2 separate regions of the Mus musculus genome follow, and region 1 is linked to region 2. A link is a contact called in ENCODE POLR2A ChIA-PET data. All regions are on one chromosome and are shown on one strand. Each heading gives the region's core, a stretch centred on a gene start or an enhancer-like site at or near the end of the contact. The rest is flanking DNA. Distances are from core to core; before and after follow the strand shown.

Region 1 (2,700 bases), core at 164-2,663, 36 kb before region 2:
TGTGGCTTATTTATTTATTCATTTGGTTTTGAGACAGGGTCTTGCTGTGTAGCCCTAGCCAGCAAGCATATCGCCGGTTAAAGCAAACCGGTCTTAAACTTGTGACCCTCTGCCTTTCCCTGAGATTACAGGCCTACAGCACCACACCTATCCACAAGAGTGTTAAATGGGCAAGGTGTAGGTTAAGTGCTGAGTTGCCATCAGAGCCTTAGGCACCACCCTCTCCACTCTTACTTCTTGACTTCTCTAATTCAGCCTCAGAGGTTTTGATCCCTAGCCCGGGGCCTAGAAATTGCTTGGATTTATAAACCCAGTGCGTTACCCTCACCCCGCTCCCCAGTCACTCGGATCGTGCGTGTGATCGGACAGCCCCGAGGCAACATGTTGCTGGTGGGGATCGGGGGCAGCGGGAGGCAGAGTCTGGCCCGCTTGGCGTCTTCCATCTGCGATTATAACACGTTCCAGATCGAGGTCACCAAGCACTACCGCAAACAGGAGTTCCGAGACGGTAAGGCTGGGTTCCTGACCATGCGCAGAGGTTTCAGGATGAAAGATAAGCTGCTTGAGTTACTGGCCCTGGCCTTTGTGTTCTGGGAGTGCTTATGGCTGTGGGAGGGTCCTCCAACTGAGAGGCTCAGGATGGGGAGTCGCAAGTAAGTCTTTTCCTTCGCCCTTCACTTGTTTGGCCAGATATCAAGCGCTTGTATCGACAGGCAGGGGTAGAACTCCAGACCACGTCTTTCCTTTTCGTGGACACCCAGATAGCTGACGAATCCTTCCTGGAAGACATCAACAACATCCTTAGCTCGGGCGAAGTCCCCAATCTCTACAAGTCTGACGAATTTGAAGAGGTGAAGTTCCTTCAGTTCTGAGTTGGTTCTTTGGTTTTCCTAGCTAACCACCAGCACCCCACAGATTCCACATCTGTTTCTGTAGCATCCCCAGCCTCCCAGATCAGTCCCTGTGGGCTGAAGCCTGTTTCTCATCAGTCATCCCCTGAGAGGCCTCACTGGGCGGGCGGGGTTGCTTTAACTCCCACTCCAGTCTGCCAGCCTAACCTGCTTTCCCGCTGAGACTGTGGTGAGAACTTCAGTCCTCTGATACAGTGTGGTTTCTGAACAGATCCAGAACCATATCATAGACCAGGCCCGGGCAGAACAGATACCAGAATCCTCGGACAGCCTCTTTGCATACCTCATCGAGCGCGTGCGGAACAACCTGCACATTGTGCTCTGTCTAAGTCCCGTGGGAGACCCCTTCAGGTGATGCTTCCTCGGTTGGCCGGCTCCCCACAGGCTCCCGCCTCGGCTTTTGGCTTTCTGTGTTCTTTGGAAGTTAGTGCGTCCCATGTGACTTCCTCCACAGTTTAGGGGCGTTACCCACATTGTTCTGGAACAGCCTTTTCATCCTCCCAGACTCAAAGTCTTTTCCCAGTAAAGAACAACTCCCCTCCCCCAGCTTCCAGAAACGACCTTCCTGCTTTCCATCTGTCTCTGATGGCCTTTGATGGCCTTGTGCATGAACGGTGCGGTGTTTGTCCTTTTGTGACGCACTTCCTTCACTCTATGATGTCCTTGAGGTTCATCTATATTGTAGCATATGACAAGTTTCCTTTTCTCTTTTTAATAAGATGAATAGAATTAACAGTATGTGTACACCAAAAAAAAAAAAATTTTTTTTAACCCATTCTCAGTATGACTAGATATTTCAGGACCACGGAAACCTGAAGGAAGAGGCCTAGTGTGGCAGTACACACCTATGACCTCAGGACATAGGCGGGCAAAGCGAGAGGACTGGTGCAAATCTGAGACCAGTCCCGGCTACATAGCAAGCATGAGAGTAGCCAGGGTGACTGCATATAGTATCTGCATATGTGATGCCCTGTCTTAATGGGACGTGGGCAGAGCAGATGGAGAGGCAACGTGGGTTGCCGTTTTGCTTATGTTTTTATTTATGGTGTCTAGTATATTTTACTTAGCACAGTCAGGTGCCGTGTAGGGCATTCTTCTTGGGTCACCTTACCAAATTCCTAACAACCTTAGCATAGACTGTCAATCTCCTGCTAGAGATGAGGAAGCTGGGGTTTGAGAGTGTTAGATTCTCCTGGCTCAAGATCAACATCTAGAAAAATGTGGATCTGAGACCATTTCTCAATGTTATGCAGAGCTATCTATCTCTGAGGAGGTAAATCTGGAGGGAGGAGCCGATAGGAAGAGGACAGGGCCTTTGGGTCACCGCAAAGCGGATGGGGCATGTGTTGCTAGAAAGCTAAGGGCATTGTGAGTAGACTTAACTCTCCTTGACTTCCTCCTAGGAATTGGATTCGCCAGTACCCAGCCTTAGTAAACTGTACAACCATCAACTGGTTCTCAGAGTGGCCCCGAGAGGCCTTGCTAGAGGTGGCTGAGAAGTACATTATAGGAGTGGACTTGGGGACACAGGAGAATGTGAGCCTTTCCTCTGACACAGCCACACTCCCCCTCATTGCTGCTCCATACCCTGACCTCCCATTCTGTATTATTGGCTTCAGATCCACAGGAAAGTGGCCCAAATCTTTGTCACCATGCACTGGTCAGTGGCTCAGTATTCCCAGAAGATGCTGTTGGAACTGCGGAGATACAACTATGTCACACCCACAAACTACCTGGAGCTCGTGTCTGGATATAAAAAGTACGAAAGCCAAGAGACCCGGAGGGCTGG
Region 2 (2,850 bases), core at 249-2,748:
CGATCTCCTCCCCTTTCCATTCCCTCCCACCTCTGCCCAGAGTCCCGTTCCAGTCCCGTGCCATCTCTTTCTCCTTTCCTTTCCCTTGGCATTAGCATCCTGCAGGTGGGAAACCCTGGCCTGGAGTTTCGTGAAGGGGGAGGGGCGCGGGTGTGGTGTGGCCTGAAAGACTTTGCCCCTTTGCTGGCTTGAGAGAATTCTGGGTCTTCCCCCCCCTTCTTTTTCCTAGATTGCCATGGAAAAACTTCCTCTCCAGTCCCCACTACCACTACCACCCCCCGTACTCCCTCCCGCGCGCCCTTGGAAGTGTCTCCTGAAGTCTTTTTAGTTTCCCACCTGCTGCATGGCCCAGTGTCAGGTTGCCCCTTTCCCAGCTTGAGCTGAAGTGGGTGTAGTTGCAAGACAGCTGCCCCTAAGAGAGGAGCTGTATGTGGGTATACACACCAGCCCATCCCTGCGACTCCCGTCACCTCCTCTTACCAAACTGAGGAGAAAGAGTTAGGCTGAAAAGTCAAGGTCTTTATCTGTGTAGGTAGGTGGATCAGCTTCTGGTATTGCCCACTTTTGAGAGAGAAGTCCAGTGATAGTTATGGCTGCCCTCTGTTAAATCTTGGAGTTGGTGATGGTATTACAGAGTCTCCTTTCTTGTGCCTAAGAATGTGGATTGTCGGCTCAAACCTGGATTCTAACCCCAGCTCTGCCACTAAATGGGACTCGGGAAAAGTCACAACCTTGCAGAACCTCCTATCTGCAATCTGGGACATTTAAATATCAATACCTACCTTCTAGCTGATGGGAGGGGGCAGTGAAATAATTTATGCAAAGCATTTAGCACAGTGGTTGGTATAAAATTAATACCGAATGAGTATCAGAAAATACATATTATTAAATGTTGTTAGTTATTATAGTGGGTGGACCTGTTTCTAAAGTAGCCCTCACAGGGGATTGGTTAAAGAGTGGAGAATTCTGCTACCTGGAGTGTGTGTTGTGTGTGTGTGTGTGTGTGGGGGGGGGGTGTCAGGGATTAGCATCGACTACTTTATGTACCTTATTTGATGTGGGCTTTAGCCAGATTTGTATTGCTTTCTTTAGGTTTATTTTTCCCCTCCTTAAAAAAAAATAGCTAAGACTATATTCCTTTGGCTGTTAAAATAATTACGTTGTAGCTTGTGATTTTCAAGCGATACTCTGGTTCCCTCCCATGTTGCTCTCTGGAGCCTTTCATTTTGCAAAGGGACTCCACAGTTTCCCTAGCGGGGACATGGCTAGGCTAAAGGGGTGTGTAAAAGGTTGGGGTGGGTGGGTGGGTGGAGAGAGACTAGTGGGGGGAGGCTGGGGGAGCGGGTAGTTAAAGGAAGAGACCGGAAGGGAGGAGGAGGGAGCCTGCTGGTGGGGAGGGAGGGGAGGAGGAGGAGGTGGAGGAGGAGGAGGAGGACGAGGAGGAGGAGGAGGGAGGGAGGGGGTTGGGGAGAGCCTGCTACAGTTCTTTGTTTGACTCCGGGACTCAGGGACGGGGAGGAGGAGGGAGGGAGGCAGAGGCTGCAAGCGCCGGGGCAGGCCCAGGAGGCAGAGGAGGGACCGTCTCCCCCGCCCCCCAGCCCCCACTCCCCCCCCTGCTGCTTCCCCCTCCCTACCCGGACTCTGGGGGCACCGCCGGGGGACAGACACCCAGCAGGTAACCCTGGCCTGGCTCTCCCTCCCCCTGTCTGATTTTCTTCCACACCCTCCCGGACGACCCCTTTCCGTCTCCCCGATTTCCCGGGCCTTGCCTTTCCCCCCCAGCCCTCCTTGTTCCATTTCTGCGAGTTGGGCTTGTCGCCTGCTGGCTCCGCCACCCTCCGTCTCGTGCAGCCTGACTCCCTTCCCCCCACCCCACAGTGTGTGCTCCCCTGTTCTGCCCGAGGCACCTTTTGGGGTTCTGTCTCAATGTTTCTTAGGCTGGCTTCTTCCGACCAGTCTCATGGGGCTCTGAGGAAGGAGGGAGTCCTTATTCTTTAATGGCTCCCCCCAGTCTCCCTTGCCCCATTCTCCTCGTAGCAGTCTCTAGGGGTGAGAGAAAACCGGAATTTGGGGCCTGATGGAGAGGCAGGGGGGCTGTGTGTTGCTGGAGACAGGGACAGTGAGTGTGTGAGGAGGGGGTGGGGATTTGTTAGAGACCAGGCTGCCTCTCTGATGTCCCTTTAAATGGCCCTTACATATCTGGGGGTTAGGGGGTGGGGTGGTGGCAAGCTGCCTGCCTGGGGGGCAGGGCCCTTGGTTTGTCCACACCGTCAGGGGTGGAAATGATTTAAAGGGACAGCCTTGGTGTGGCCACTGCCACCCTGTGCTGGCAGGAGGGGGAGCTGGCAGGCTATGTCTACAGAGGCTTGGCTGGTGAGCAGGGCATTTGAGGCTGTCTGGGACTGGGCCTCAGGTCTCCAGTCCAGTTACTGTGGCTGGAAAAGTGCAAGAAGGGGTTGACAGCCTGCCCTGAGGGTGCTCAGTCTAGGCTTTCTTCAGAACCCCATGGGTGAGCCCTTTGACTCCATGACCAAGAATCTGTGAGTCTGAACTACAGAACCTGTGGGCCAGAACCAGGTGGGGGCCACTGGCAGATCCGCAGGTCAGTAGGGTGACCTGGGTACTTTAGAGCTGGCCCCTTCAGCTTCCCCTTTTGTTGTTTGGTTCTTTGCACAAGAAGGCCCCAGCCCCTCCTCCTCATGCACATGCCCCCCCACCCCCACCCCAGCTGTTGGGCAGATGAATTACAGCCTCCTGCTTGGGGCCAAGGCTGGTAAGGGATTAAAGTTCTGAGGTTGGCCCTTTAAATGGCTGTTGGCCCTCCCCCACTCTGGTGTCCAGACACCCATC

What was found. ChIA-PET counts read pairs that join two places held with the same protein, here RNA polymerase II (POLR2A).
Region 1: POLR2A ChIA-PET joins it to region 2 with 12 read pairs in embryonic stem cell. The contact joins the enhancer-like site here to the promoter of Kdm6b in region 2. POLR2A ChIA-PET finds 5 or more read pairs at or near these places in 4 of 5 experiments (Patski and embryonic stem cell).

The regions. Positions count from the first base shown.
Region 1 is chr11:69,450,969-69,453,668 of GRCm38, reverse strand. It overlaps Dnah2 (dynein, axonemal, heavy chain 2), which reads left to right. Exons shown (of 86, transcript NM_001081330.1): 54 at 341-508; 55 at 691-851; 56 at 1,123-1,262; 57 at 2,315-2,447; 58 at 2,531-2,670. Among named protein-coding and RNA genes, the nearest start is that of Kdm6b, 36 kb to the right of the region's middle. Within about 2 kb of position 1,413, at least 1 of the 3 ENCODE cell types and tissues checked has a DNase peak (open chromatin) inside an H3K27ac peak, as active enhancers do.
Region 2 is chr11:69,414,842-69,417,691 of GRCm38, reverse strand. It overlaps Kdm6b (KDM1 lysine (K)-specific demethylase 6B), which reads left to right and starts at 1,498. Exons shown (of 24, transcript NM_001017426.2): 1 at 1,498-1,675. Gm51903 (a long non-coding RNA gene) reads right to left here and starts at 2,179. Exons shown (of 2, transcript XR_003949708.1): 1 at 1,908-2,179.